2 separate regions of the Homo sapiens genome follow, and region 2 is linked to region 1. Evidence: chromatin loops called from intact Hi-C (ENCODE). Cell type or tissue: MCF 10A. All regions are shown on one strand. Each heading gives the region's core, and the rest is flanking DNA. Links, peaks and the distances in the headings are about the cores only.

What was found. Peaks named below come from ENCODE experiments on the same cell type or tissue, not always from the same donor. Only the 100,000 strongest peaks of a DNase experiment are listed, where the experiment ranks them.
Region 2: it touches region 1 in a loop (2.4-fold over the local background); 2 of 110 quality-filtered maps call a loop at or near these places.

What each region holds. Positions count from the first base shown.
Region 1 is chr1:185,592,193-185,599,834 of GRCh38, forward strand. All of the region lies in intron 2 of LINC01350 (long intergenic non-protein coding RNA 1350), which reads right to left. The region is part of intron 1 of LOC107985239 (a long non-coding RNA gene); the gene reads left to right. Among named protein-coding and RNA genes, the nearest start is that of LINC01350, 32 kb to the right of the region's middle. In MCF 10A, for the core only: a CTCF peak has its summit at 4,077 (motif pointing left); a DNase peak (open chromatin) is centred at 4,069.
Region 2 is chr1:185,524,477-185,532,118 of GRCh38, forward strand. The region is part of intron 1 of LOC107985239 (a long non-coding RNA gene); the gene reads left to right. Among named protein-coding and RNA genes, the nearest start is that of LINC01350, 100 kb to the right of the region's middle. RefSeq lists an enhancer at 7,210-7,642. In MCF 10A, for the core only: no CTCF peak of the experiment used is centred there; a DNase peak (open chromatin) is centred at 4,045.

The DNA.
Region 1 (7,642 bases), core at 2,860-5,359:
CATGTCCTTTGCAGGGACATGGATGAAGCTGGAAACCATCATTCTCAGCAAACTATCACAAGGACAGAAAACTGAACACCACATGTTCACACTCATATGTGGGAATTGAACAATAGAACCCTTGGACACAGGGTGGGAAACATCAGTAGGGGACTGGGGGAAGGATAGTATTAGGAGAAGTACCTGATGTAAATGACGAGTTGATGGGTGCAGCAAACCAACATGGCACATGTACACATATGTAACAAACCTGCACATTGTACACATGTACCCTAGAACTTAAAGTATAATAAAAAAAATTTTTTAAATGTGTTGATGAAAACTAGAGAAACACAGATTTTATTGTTGGAGAGGATATTTTAGATCTGGTAAATTTGAGATTCTATTAGATATTCAAATGGAGTTGTTCAGTCAGCTGTCAGAAATATGAGTCTGGAGCTTGGGTTGTAGATTGGTTAAAGCTAGATACACAACGTTGGTAGTCACCAGCATATGGGTGTCCTTTAAAGCCATTGGATTGGAGGAGATAACTAGACAAAAGTACAGATAGAGAAAAGCAGAAAAAATTCCAGAGGCACTCAAACACTGAGAGATTGGGTAGAATTTAGAAAAAGAAAGTAAGAAAAAGCAGCTGGTAATTCTGAAGATAAACCAGGAGAAAGTAGTGTCATGGACACCAAGAGAAGAAAGAGAAAGATTTCAGAAGAAGGTGATAATGCACCCTGCTGAAAGGTTTAGAAAGATAAGGACAGAAAAGTCTAATTTGCTATTGGATTTAGCTAAGTGGAAGTCAGTCAAGTAATAAGGTTGGAATCCAGATTGGGGTAGGTTGGAGGATGAATATTTGAATAAGGAAGTAGAAATAGCATGTTTTGAATAATTACTTAATAAGGTTTGTTGTGAGTGGGGAGCAGAGGAATGAGGAATTTTTATAAGTAGAAATTATATAATAGACAGGAAGACACTTATCAATGTTATTTATTAATAAAAACAGATTTAGCTAATTCACTGGATTGTTTTGAAAAATCAAATGATTTCTCCAAAACTGCTCTATAAACCATAAACCTCTTTAAGAGTATTTTTAGGTATCTGATTTTTCTAGGCTTTATAATTTTTGTGGGTCTTCTGTGTTTATCTTATACAGTAAATACATGCTGATTAAGGTCTACATGGGTTTTAACTTTTTTTGTGTAGTGTTACATAAAAATGGATGTTTAATGAATGCTTTTTCTAAATGATTTCCTTTGGAGCTTTGATTAGTCATTTTAGTCCCCTGGGCTTCAATTTTCCCATTCTGAAAATAGATGGTAAGTGATGAAGAAATGTGTTTACTGTCATAGAGAGACGTCCAAACATATTGCTGAGTGGAAAAAGGAGTTTAAAAAACAACATATAATGTATAATTTCATTTTTATAGAACTATGTACATACATCATATTTCATATACCAATGTCTGGGAGAATTTTTTAACAAAATATCAAAATGAAATTATGTTTCTTTAAACTTAATATAAAATAGTAAAACTAAATTAAAAAAATTTTAAAACCATGCAAAAATAGATAATGAGTTTTCCTCCAAGGTAGGACAAATTTTATCATTTGTAAAGGAATAAATATCAAAATCAAGGTGGCTTACTAGAAGAAAACCCTAGGTTGGTTTATTTGAGCCTGGACCCATAAAGGACCATGCTAATGAGGAAATTTCTACTATTCCTAAGTGAAGGTGGAAATCAGGCTGGATCCAGGTGTCTTTTGGTCCTGCCTTAAACTTTGTCACTTTCTATAAGCCCATCCTTCAACATAATCTATTTCCATCTATGCTTTGCTAATAGTAACAACTCTACTTCCTAACCCATTTCTATAAGCAAGTTATTTTGGCTCTGCCTTTGAATAATTTTGTCAGTTAAATCCTGATTCCTTCTTTTTATTCAGGGCTTTATCCTAAGAATGCTCAGGAATCCTGAGTCCCAGCCCCGTGTCAGTTTTGGAAGACAAATTTCCTGCCTAGCTCTGCAGCACAAATGCTGCTCTGCCAGTTTTTCTGTGGCTTTGTTCCACCTTATCTGCAGTGGCCAATGGTAGGTATCATGTCCTGGTGCCCTCTGATGCAGCCTGCCACTTGCTCAGCTGTACCTTGGCATATATCCCTCTGTTTTGCGGTTCTTTGTGATTGTCCCTTTCAGATTAGAAGTGCTTTATAATAAATTGGTAACTGTGCTTATTTGGCTGTTGAAAAGGGAGTCCTTTTAAAAAGGAAACTTAGCCCTTAAAACACATACACACACACACACACACACACACACACACACACACACACACACACATTTAAATATTTTCCAGATTGCTTTCTTTGCTTTTAAAGGTCACCTGAAGGTGAAGGGGTTGAAGGACATTTTATTGGGCTGTTTACTCTGCATTAAATGTCCTTCCTTCTTTCTCCTTATCTAGTACAGCCCTACCTTCAAGGTCCAGCTGAAATTCCAGCCACTCTGTGAAACTTTTCTTATCACCCTGGCCTTGGAGATTTGCCCTTTCTCTGTGCTCTGGTAACACAGAATGTCTGCATTAGCTTTTTCAAACTTAGCCTATGCTGCCTGTCTGTGAAGTATAAGCTTTGTTTTCCCAATGAGACTATCAGCTTTGTTTTCCCAATGAGACCATCACTCGTTTATAGGCTTGGAGTAAGAGTGGCTGAAATCCTATCTCCATCACTTGTGAGCTGTACGACCTTGTTCAAGCCACTTCCCATCGCTGTGCCTTAGGCTCCTTCTCTGTTCAGTGTAGTCATAGTACCTATCTTTTAGAGTTGTTGGGAAGATTAAATGAAATAATACATGCAGTGTGTTTAGTACAATGCCTGGCACATAGTTAGTGTTCAATAATTAATATATTTTATACACTTGTAATTTAACTACTATGTAGTTAAAGGAACTGGTGAAACAGTTATGAAACAGCTAATAGTCTACAGAAATAGTTTCTGCTCTGCCAAATCCAGCAGGGAGCCAGAGGGCAAGGGAGTCAATTAAAGCACAGCAAGAAATTGTTTTTGCCCCAGGGGAATTTACATTCTAGGATTTAATAACTAATTAGCCAATTATTTATTTAAATACTAATCTTTTCAGAAGTACAGGGTGCCATAAAAATGTCTGTGTCTCCCTGAAAGTCTTGGGGAGGTTCCCCTGAGGAAGTGGTAAATGAATTTAGATCTTAAAAAGGAATAGGTGTGAACAAGTTGAATGTCAGGAAGTGTATTCTTGGCAAAGAGAAGACCATGTGTGGGGACTTTGAGCTGGAGGGAAGTGTGGATAATCTGAGGACCTCAGAGACAGCCAGTGTGGCTGGAGCATGATGGCTGAATGAGAAGAGAGAGAGCTCCAAAGGAGCCAGGTTGGATTTTAGGTCTGTCATTTTCCCAGTATCTTGTAACTATACATTAAGGAGCTTATTTATACTCATTAATGATTTAGTCTACGTGGATGCTGGTTCATCTGATTCTTTTAAACAATAAAAGAAAGTGTTTTCTGGGTATATGGTATATCGATAAGAGTCTGGTCAGGAAAACAGAAACTGCATTGGGCATTTCAACAGTGAGAATTTAATATGAGAAGTTGGTTAAACAGGACTGGAGAAATAAAAACCCAAAGAAGGGATGCTGAGGTCACAAAGAGAGAGTGACTATAAGAAGCTGCTGCCTCTCCAGATCAGAATCTTAAGCTTTGTCTGCATTGCCTCTCTCTCTCACTTCCAGTCTCTCACAAAGTCCTATCTTCACAGCTCAGAGAGCTATAATGCAGAACCTTATGTGTCAGGGAGTGGAGGACAGGAGGTGCAGGCCTGGTTGCTGCCCAGCACGTGCTGGTACCTCAGGAGCTCAGAAGAGCTGGGAAGACTTCCCAGCTAGTGCTGGTACCTGTACCTCTAAGAGGGCACATTCAGGTTAGTTCTTAGAATACTAAAATAAAAGAGGAGACTGAAGCCAACTGCCCATCCCAGGATGCAGAGCTATTATTGCTCAGGTGATGATAGGAAGAGGAAGAAAGCAAAGAGTCTGCCATTTAACCTCCCTCTAGCGGCCACTATTGGTAGAAGCTGACAGGGAGTCAGCAGGTTAAGCTGATTTGCAGAGTCCTAGACCCAGTATCACGTAATAAAGATATGAGGGGTAAAAAATAAGAACAATGGAGAAGGTGGATATTGATAGCTGGATATGAAGGGTGACATGGTCTTGCTTTGGGTAGCATTTGACTCTCTTATTTCTGCCCTTCAACATGCAATACATTACTTTCAAAGTCTTTGCAGAAAAATTATTTTATTAACTCATTAACTCTTTTGAGAGTAATCAAAATGAATTATTTTGCTAAAGCAGAAACATGGAAGAAATCTTTTTGTAAGTTTTATGCCATGCCAGTCACTGATTGGAGATATATTTATATCTATCTCTATATAGAGATAGATATTTTCACACATACAGACATATACACATATATATTTTATTTAATTTAAAAATTGTTGAAAAAGAACAAAAATTTGTAAGATCTCACTGTTGGCCTTCAAGCTGTTGGAAACTATGATACACATTCATGAAAAGGAGACTGAGGGTCATTATACAGGTTGGTTTCAGCTCCTAAGGGGTCCTGCCATCCCAGATCTGTGAACTCCAGGGAAAATCTCTACTTTTCTACCATTTCCTTGGTGATTGATTGCAAATCCCCTGGGGTTTGGAGAATCACATATATCTTTCCTCCCAGCTTCTGCTATAGGTTTTCATTTGCTGTTGAAGTTGAGCAGGAACCACCCAGAGCTCTACCCAGAGACCTTTTTATTTTCCCCTACCCCATAGCGTGAAATATTTTTGTTGCTTAAACCACAAACAATATGTTATAAATCATTTCTCAGTATTTATAAATAAAAATATTCTTAAAAGTTACACATTGTTTAAGCACCAAGCTGACTGAATTCCAACCACAAGCAACAGATGTTTTAGTCATCCCAAGCAATTCTAACGAAGATAAAACTGTGATTTTCATTTGATATTTTGGAACATTAAAAATAATTGTTGGAGTCCCCAATACTACTTTTAAGTGCCTCAGGAGACACAGACTTAGGTATAATTTTTTTCATGTGTACTATATTAAAAGATACATTTGCTTGGAAGACCTGTTTAGTGCAAAAGTGTGACTTTCGGCCAATTCCTCTTAATTAATGACAATGCTTCAGTTAAGTACTTTAGTTCCTTTGTATCAACTCCCATATTTCTCCAGAGAATTTGTGAAATAAGCACCTTGACTGGTGTGGAAGGAGTTTTTACTACAAATTTTTCATAAAAAAGGAACATTGAAATGCTACTTATCAAATTGGCTCATCTGTCTCAAATATTCATTTCCTAGAAATAATCCTTTGTTATTATCCGTAATAACTGAAACCTTATCGTTTTATTTCACCTGCTTTCTTTGTTTTGGTTTTCAGCATTAAAAAGCAATAATAACTTTGGCAAAAAATAATTCCTGTAGATCATTATTTTGAGGGTAGTCCTACTTGGCCTATTAGTTCCGCTGTAGTGCAATGTGTTTTGATATTGTTACTTAAATCAACACCAACCAGAATTACTGGCAGTCACAAACAAAAGTCTAATAATTCAGTGTTGAATTGTAAAGCAAAATGCATTTAAAAAATTAAGACTGCAAAGAAAGATGGAAATAACTGTATGATAAACATATAGACATGTTTATTTCTCAAAAATATGAGTTTGTTATAGATTCCTTAAAAAATTGCCTGGTTATCAATTTTTAAAAATAAATTACGCATTATTTATGTGTTTGCTTTTCTGCTGGTAACAATATTTATGTAACAAACAAAAAAATAAAAAACAAAAAAAAGAAAAACCCACAGTGCAAACATAAACCTTTGATGAGGCTTGGAATTCTTTCTACTTTTAATCTGCATAACATTTGCCTCCCCTTCATTGGCTCAATTATGGATTTGAAAGACTGATTCTCAAAAGGTGATCCTGTATGCTTTGCCTCCCAGTAGAAATTTTGCCAAAGAGTGCTGGATTATGCCTTATGTTGTAGAGTTGCATACTTTAACATTAATGTATAAAAAGGTAATTTTTATTAACTTAGCAAAGTAGAAACATTGACCATTGATTATGAAACATGGTTACTATTTTTAAATTAACAAACTTAAGAAAACATTAAAAGATGTTAATAAAAACCTAAGTAGCGTTTTGTACCTTCCTTGATGATCCTTAGCTGTTGTCAATCAAACTGCATCTCTAGTCTATTTTTAGTCTGGAAAGAAACTGCTTATCTTTAACTTGCCCAAAGACTCTTCTGGGGCTTTTCCACTATGCTGAAATTTTAATAACATCTCTAGATAGTTCTTCATTTCTGTTACAAGATTTAACTTCCTTATTGAGGCAATCTTTTGACTGTCTTCAGCTTCCTCAGTTATCAGTACTTAGTTCTCTTGTTAACCTAAGTTCCATGTACCTAGTCTCTTACTTTCTCCTAAATGGGGTAAAAATTCATTTTTATTCACAAAGCTACTGCTGATGGAGAGAAATTACAGGTGTGATGTACTTCTCCTCAGTAGTAGCATACCAACTTAGCAATCACATTTTCCCCCCTCAACTATGCATAAACTTACTAGCTTCATTTGCCCCTTCTTTAAAAAACAAACAGACAAAAAAACAAAACAAAACAAAACAATTTTGAGCTACTTTTCTTTTTCCTTGGCAAACTGCTCAGCTGGGTGCCTGTAAAATGAAATGTACATCAAATACATTCCATAGCGACCCTCACATTCATGATCTAATATGGTTTATTGCTAGTGTTACCTAGACCATATACTCTAAGTTAAACATCTAAGTAATATTGAAATGTAACTTTCAAAAACACGTTAAAATTCTCTAGGGAATCAACAAAAATGCAAAGTAATTTTAAAACAAATTCTAATATTAGAGAAAATAATAACTATGTGTAAGGGTGCTTTCTATGGCTAGCAAAAGGAAGCCCCTTATAATAGCCCTTGGTAGGCAGAGCTGTTTTGGCGGGGAGGACATAGGAAACATGGCATAAGGGCCAAGGAGACTCCTACGACTGAAGAATCAGGAAACTGACCTCATCCCTTTTGAGTTTAACATTATTAGAACATCATTGGTAGACAGAGTTCAACTAACTTCAGCTAACTGAAGTTCGCTCCTAAGAAATGTGTAGAAGTAGTGTCCCAATCTTAACACCAGGGTTGGCGTGTTGATGGCACATATCCACAATATGTGGATATGGTAGAAGGTATTCTTTACTAAGCCAGACATATGCTTGGGATCATGTTTAGCTGCAATGACTGAATATGTGATTATGACTTAAAACAACTGCAGCAAGGATCAGCAAGGCAATCACTGCAGCTGGACAAGCATCCATTGGGCTTCTAGTGTTCAGTAACTGTGTAAATGTGGTTGCTACTGAGGAATTATGCTAGCGGTCTCATTAGACCCTCTGGTTCTCTCCACTTGGTCGTTTGGAAGTAGAAACGATCACTTGGGGCTGAATAAGCATTAAGATACTTGTATAATTAACAGCAAGCAGTGGTTTCTAAAGGAAAATACTGGACTTGCTAATAAGTAATTAGTTAGTAGTATAATG
Region 2 (7,642 bases), core at 2,886-5,385, 68 kb before region 1:
TTCTTTTCTACAGTGTCATCAGGCTGCAAATTTTCCAAACTTTTACGCTCTGCTTCCTCTTGAACCCTTTGCTGCTTAGAAATTTCTTCCTCCAGATACCCTAAATCATCTCTCTCAAGTTCAAAGTTCCACAGATCTCTAGTGCAGGGACAAAATACCACCAGTCTGTTTGCATAGCAAGAGTGACCTTTACTCTATTTCCCAAGAAGTTCCTCATCTCCATCTGAGACCACCTCAGCTTGGACTTCCATGGTCCATATCACATCAGCATTTTGGTCATAGCCATTCAATAAGTCTCTAGGAAGTTCCAAACTTTCCCACCCACATTTTCTTATCTTCTTCTGATCCCTCCAAACTGTTCCAACCTCTGCCTGTTACCCAGTTCCAAAGTCACTTTCACATTTTCGGGTATCTTTACAGCAGCACCCACTTCTGGTACCAATTTACTGTACTAGTCTGTTCTCATGCTGCTAATAAAGACATACCCAAGACTGGGTAATTTATAAAGGAAAAGGGTTTAATTGACTCACAGTTCCACATTGCTGGGGAGGCCTCACAGTCATGGCGGAAGGCAGATGAAGAGTAAAGTCATGTCTTACATGGCGGCAGGCAGGTGTGTGCAGGGGGACTCCCCTTTATAAAACCATCAGATCTTGTGAGACCTATTCACCATCATGAGAACAGCATGGGAAATACCACCCCTCCCCCCGCCCCTGTGATTCAATGACCTCCCAGCAGGGCCCTCCGATGACATGTAGGAAATATGGGAGGTATAACCGAAGATGAGATTTGGGTGAGGACACAGCCAAACCATGTCACTGTCCCTCCTGCTGACTTTTGTCAGGTAGTGTTAAATACATTGGTGAGGCACAGGTGGAGCGACGTACTGTTGGCCATTGCAGTTTTCTTAAAATCGGGCAGTGTTGAGACCAATGCAGGCTAGCAGCAAAATTAGTTTGTTGGTTTCAGGCTATATGAATAGGATGAGTTGGCTTTGTCTACCTTTGGAAATTTTTTTGACCTTGCTTCTGCCAGGCTAGTAGAGGTATCCTTTTGCCTGAGAAAGATTAAAACAGAAGTGTTTTTCAGGTGGTGTCAACTTGCTAAGAATTGTGAGTTTATTTTTCTTCAATTGTCTTTATTTTCAATATTTTTACATAGTAAAGTTCTATGGCATCTTGATTTCAAAAGTTGGAGATTCAGTGAACTGAAAGTTCCAGTGTGGGAGCCAGGAGAATGGCGTTTTCTGTTTGTTTGAAATTTGAAATGTCTGACTTCAGGCAAGTCTTTTAAAATGTATCCTAAAGAAAACAAAGATAATGATGTTTGCCCTAACTTACAACTCATGGAATCTTATAATTGCATGTGGCCTTACCGATTATCTGCTCCCACCTGGAAATTTTATGTATGAGGAGACTGTGGTTTTGAGAGGCCAAATAACTTGCCTAAAGACATTCAGTTTGTTTATGGCAGGGCTAGAATTTGAACCTGAAGTCTTGTTACCAGTCTAATGTGATTTTTATCCAAATATGGTGAATTTAGAGAGCATTTAGAAAGACTCCAAGACTCCAAAATAATGAGTCTATACCTATACATTGGCCAATGTAAGATATTAAATGATTTAAACATTTAAAAATTGCCTACGTGAATTTCAAAAAGTAGTGTTTATCTTTTATAGCTGAGTTTAAATTCAAGAAAATATGTCAAAAGAGCCTCATAAATATTTGTCAAGTATAAAATAATCTGTTTTAAAGAAGATATCATTCCCTTTATTACTGATGTAACAATGTCAATTTTATAGCTTTCAGAAATTGTAAATGTTTCATTGGATCCTCACAAACAACACTATAAAAATAATAGCTAGTATTTATTGTCTACTATGTGCCAGACATTTTTCTAAGTATTTTATGTCTATTAACCTTGTCCTTCAAACCACCTTAGTTCCTATTATCGTCCTCATAAATGAGGAAACCAAGGCCCAGAGAGTTAAAGTAACTTGCTTGAGGTCACACAGCCTTCCAGAAGCAGAACTGATATCATCCCTAGAGTGGATACCTTAGTCATAGCCACTTTGCTATAGTGCCTCTCAGGTGAGCAGGGCAAAGTTTGTATAGATTGTTCTTTATCTTTCTTTTCTTCCTGCTGGAAGGTAGAGGACTGAAGACAGTCATTTTGTGTCTGGGTGGGGTCTTCAGTGGGGCCTTCTGAAGATTTTCCTTTGATTCTATGTTTTACACACTTTCTTTGCTCTCCATTGCAACCCTGTCTAAGCCACCTTGTTTGAGGTTGTGCTCTACTATGTATGCCATTTGCATATTTCTCTCAAGTTCCCCTTTCTGTTTCTTCTGTGTGTGTCCAGAAACTGGGTAGTGCATGTGTGCATCTCACAGTCTTTGCCTGCTAAAGTACTTCTTGCAGAATAGGGATTTTTAGCCATTTTTGTACTGGGATACCCATCTGGTTGACATTCTAATGCTTGATATACTTTCTTGGAAGCAGAGGTAAGATGCATGTGGATTACAGGCAATTCTCAGCACCTTAGGCTTTATTGTCCCTCCTTTCTCTCCAACACAAGAAATACAAGTGAGTGTGAGTGAGGGACTTATGGGCACAGCTGTTCATCTATCCTTGTGCATAGTGAAAGTGAATCATCCTCACTACTTAGTGTTTTTAAAAAATAATCATTTACTTGTCTCAACCCTTACCATAGATTGTGTACCCTGGGTCTCAATAGTGTGCTTGGTTACAAACTGCTGCTTTGGAAAGATCTCTTAATTATGAAGTAAGATGGTTAGGTTTGGTGATTGCTAAGATTGCTTTTAGCTTTAACATTCTATGGTTTCCTCACATTGTGCCAGAAGGTCCCACATCATTGTGGTAGTGGACAACCAGGTTGCTTCTGAGAGACCTAGTGTTGTGGGTTGAATTGTGTCCCCCGACTCCAACAAAATATGTTCAAATCCTTACCACTGGTACCTGTGAATGTAATCTTACTTAGAAATAGTGTTTTTCAGATGTAATCAAGTTAAGATGTGGTCATACTGGATTATGGTAGACCTTAATTCAATGGCCAGTATCCTTATAAAAAGAGGGAAATTTGGACAGACACAAAGAGGGCACTATGTGACAATGGGGGCAGAGATTACAGTGATGCACCTGCAAGTCAAGGAACACCAAGAATTGCCAGCAACCACTAGAAGCTAGGAGACAGGCATAGAGCAGATTCTCTCTCAGAACTTCTAGGAGGAGCCTCTTGATCTGCTGACCTCTTGATTTTGGACTTCCAGCTTCCAGAACTTCAAGACAATAGATTTCTATTGTTTTAAGCTACCCAGTGTGTGATCATTTGTTATGGCAGCCCCAGGAAACTAATACACCTTGCAAACTTTGGGTTAGTTGATCCTGACCCATGTTTAAAGTTCTGTGTTCAGACACCCCTTTCATGTGCTCTGTAACAGGACGTGGCTCTCTAGCAGGCGTGTGCATGAAAATTCGAGCTCTGGAGCATCTTCTTCTGACTTCTCCCCATGGGAAGCCTCCAGTCTTTCTGGTCTTTCTGAGGCACTTGCTTTTCAGTTTTCTTCATAGTTGATTCCCATAGATTCTCGTGACCAGCTCCTACTGTGGTCCTTCTGTGGGAATTATTTCAAACCTAGACTGGAACTGAGGAGATATTTAGGAAACAATTCCTGACTCCCTTTAGCTGATGTAATTTTAATTTATAATTTTCATGTCAGAGTGATTACCATGAAATTATTTAAAAGAAAGACATTATCCAACAGTCTCATGACAGTGTCATTTTATGCTGATGGGGTAATTTGTCCCTTTAGAAACAATTATTTCTTGAATAATTACTTTGGGTACCAAGTGACAGGCTCAGACTATTTTGGGACTCTGTGGCCTTGCCTCATGACATGCATTTACCTTGAGGATAAGGCGTGTGGCAGGTATTGCCTGTGACTCATTGCTCTTCTGCAGTTTGCTGCACTGTTCCTGTCTTTAGCAGATAGCAGCATTTGACGATGATGGCTTGGAAGAATTGCTGCCAATATGATTCTTATGTAAGACTGGCATAGAGGAATGTCCTCGTTCCTTACTAAGCGTCTTTTTGCTCAAACCAGGTTTTTTTTTTTTTTTTTGGTTGACAGCCCAGGAAATTCACTAGATGTGGGGAAATATGAGTTAGCCAAGTATTACATTTGATCATTTTATGTAAGGCTTCCAACTTGAAGCTGCCTCACTTAAATTAATAAGGGTTAAAATAAAGTTATCTTTATTTATGATTCTGAAGATACAACTTTAACAAACTATATATTGATTTGTACTAAAAGGAGTAAAGAGACATGGATTATTTAAATCTATGTTAAAATATTTATGAAAACTTTCAAAATCTACAAAACCCAGTGCATTTTCAGGGTGACAACAAGTGCGCTAAAATAACATTCAATCTTCTTGATTCCACATTCCATCTTGTCCCCACCTTCTCCCAGACAGACCTACATTAAGAGTCTATTGTGTATCCCATCTCGCTTTTGGTGGCCTCTGTTCTAATGCCAAATTTTCCACAGATTCTCTGTTTCAAAACCCATAGCTAATCTCTGAGAGCCAGGTTTTCAATGTTTAAGAGCTGGAAATACTATTTTAGTAATATTGCATTTTGAATATCCAAAGTTCTGTGAAGACAAGGATGATATGCCCAATGCTTACTGTGCTGAACGAAGGTGCAAATGTTCCTCTTTACCAAAGCAGTCATTTGGCTGCATAGTGACATTTCGGTCAACAACAGACTGCATATAAGGTGGTGGTCCTATAAGATTATAGTAGAGCTGAAAAATTTTTCTCACCGAGTGACATCTTGATGATCCCAATACTCTGTAAACCTAGGCTAATGTACGTGTCTGTGTCTTAGTTTTTAACAAAAAAAGTTTTAAAAGTAACAAATAAAAATTAAAAAGTTCTAAATATGGAAAAAAAATGTATAGAGTGAGAATATAAAGAAAATATTTTTGTACCACTGACAATGGGTTTGTGTTTTAAACTAAGTGTTATTAAAACAGAGTCAAAAAGTTAAAAAATTTTAAATGTTTATAAAATAAAGTTATAGTAAGCTAAGTTTAATTTATTATTGAAGAAAGATTTTTTTTAATAAATTGAGTGTAGGCTAAGTATACCTTTTCATAAAGTCTACAGTAGTATACAGTAATGTCCTAGGCCTTCACATTCACTCGCTACTCACTCACTTACCCAGAGCAACTTCCTGCAAGCTCCATTCACAGTCAGTGCCCTATACAGGTGTGCCACTTTTAATCTTTTACACTGTATTTTATTATACCTTTTATATGTTTAGATATGTTTAGGTACACAAATACTTATCATTGTGTTACAGTTGCCTGCAGTAACTGTATGGTAACAGACCGTCTAGACTAGGTGTGTAGTGGGCTATATATACCCTTTGGGCTTGTGAAAATGCACTCTATGATGTTCACACAATGATGAAATGGCCTAACAATGCATTTCCCAGAACATATCCTTGTCGTTAAGTGGCACATGACTATAATTCTTATCTCCAGTTTATATGAAAAAATTAACATTCAGGTAGGTTAAATTAATTGCTCTCAAATATATAAAATAGCAGAAAAACAGGAAGATTGTTCTGTTCCAAAGGCCCCTGATTTCATATCAAGAGTTGATAGTTTGAGAACCTACTCTTAAAAGAAAAAAATTTTGGCCGAAATATTAGAATGTAATGCAATCCTACTAATTAATAAGTTTTATTTATTTTGGCAAATACACAATTTAATTACTTTACTAGCTGTTAGCTGCAAACTGCTTAGCTCCTTTGGAGTTTTTCAAATGTGCAGAAAACCTCAGGTGGAAGAGCCCAAAGCAAAACACACCGCTTTTTCCTGATAACGGCATTTTCCAGACGTCATTTTCCCAGCTGTCAGAGTGTGATAAAAGGCTTGGGTTTAAAAACTTGACCTAAGACTTACCTGGGTGTTGCCCAGCAGAAATATGGGTTTCATTAAATTAGCAACAGATCTGAAAGCCAGAATGAAAAAGCAAGCTAATTCCCAAAGTCAGTGTTTTGTCCCCATAACAACCTGCAGGTGTCTGAGGACCATAGAAATCAGCTTAATGTAATTTTTCCATTTTTCTCTGCTCAGGTTCTGAGATGGCAACTGCTGGTTTCATTTGTCTGGAGATTTCATCTTTCAGAGCTGTCAAGGATTTTAGTGGCTATAAGGAGAGAACTCTGATGATAAAGTTTATTGATTCATGACTGCATTCATATAAAACACTAAATGGAATTTTGAATGGCAAGAAACATGTTTTGTACATTCAATAAATGAGAATCTGTGTATCATGAAAATGGTAACACTTAGTATGATAATTTTCAGTTTATAAAGTGTTTTATTTAATTCTGACAATAATCCTGTAAGGTAGCTGAGTTGTTGAGTTATAGTAGCACTCAATGTATACCCTTCAACCCCTGCCACAAACACACAAATGCATGTTCAGTTTTCTTTCATATACAAAATATCCCATCTCCCCAAACCGTTACCCCATCTCATACTTTGTTCACTTCTAAAATTCCTGGAAAGGTGAAATGTTCCCATAACTGTCTTCAACTCATCACTACCACTCCATGAGATCTGGTCTAATCTTTGCCATTATAGAAAATCTCACTTAGTTACTAATAACTTCCTTGTTGCTAAATGTAGTGAAGTTTCCTCTATATGTATCATTCGAAGTTCTTGGTAGTTTTGCATTCTATTGATCAGCTCCTTCATTTTCCTATTTTTCTTTTAAGCGTTCCTTACTATGGCTTCCGTGACAATGCAGCTTTCTTCCCAGTACCGTGGCCATTCTCTCTCCAATATCTTTGTTAGCTCCTCCTTCCTTTCTTCTGGAAAATATATACAGGGCCTTGGGGGTGGGGTGAGGGGCTGGAGCAATAATTTTAGCTCTTTCTCTTCATCTTCCTCTCCCACGTTCTACAACAGCTATTCATTTTCTACCCTGTCCTCTTACCACTCAGTTGATGACTTTTTTCAGGTCTACAGGATCTGAATCTCATGGCTTTCTATCCACAAGAAATTGCACTCCAAATACATACCCTCTTATCTCCTCTCTTCCAGTTTATGAGGAAGAGGTGTGTCTTTTCTTGTTCAAGACCAAACCTTGTTCATGATCCTATCCCCTTCTGCCCTTTCTGGGAATAGAACCTTGTTCCATTGGGTATTTCCTCTCTATAAGATATTTTTAACCTAACCTTATTAGTTTGTTGTTTGTTTGGAGCCTCTGTACATACTCAGGTCTCTCCAATTCTTAAAAGTGATTGCCTTTACTCAGTGTTCTCTGTAAACACTATCCTATCTTTTTCTCTTTCAGCAAGGCCAAGCTTCGGCAAGGAAGAGTCTACAGATGCTCTATTTCCCCTCCTTTAACTCTTTCTTCGATTCAGGCTTTAACGCCAGCCTAGGGGCATCTAATTGCCTCACATCAACAAGGTTGCTTAATTTCTCAGCAGGAATTGATGCTGCCCTCTACACCCTTTTTTGTTTTAGAGACTTTGCACCTGTGGTTTCCATTAGCCACTGTCTCCTGGTTTCTGATTCTTTTTGCTTTGTTTCCATTT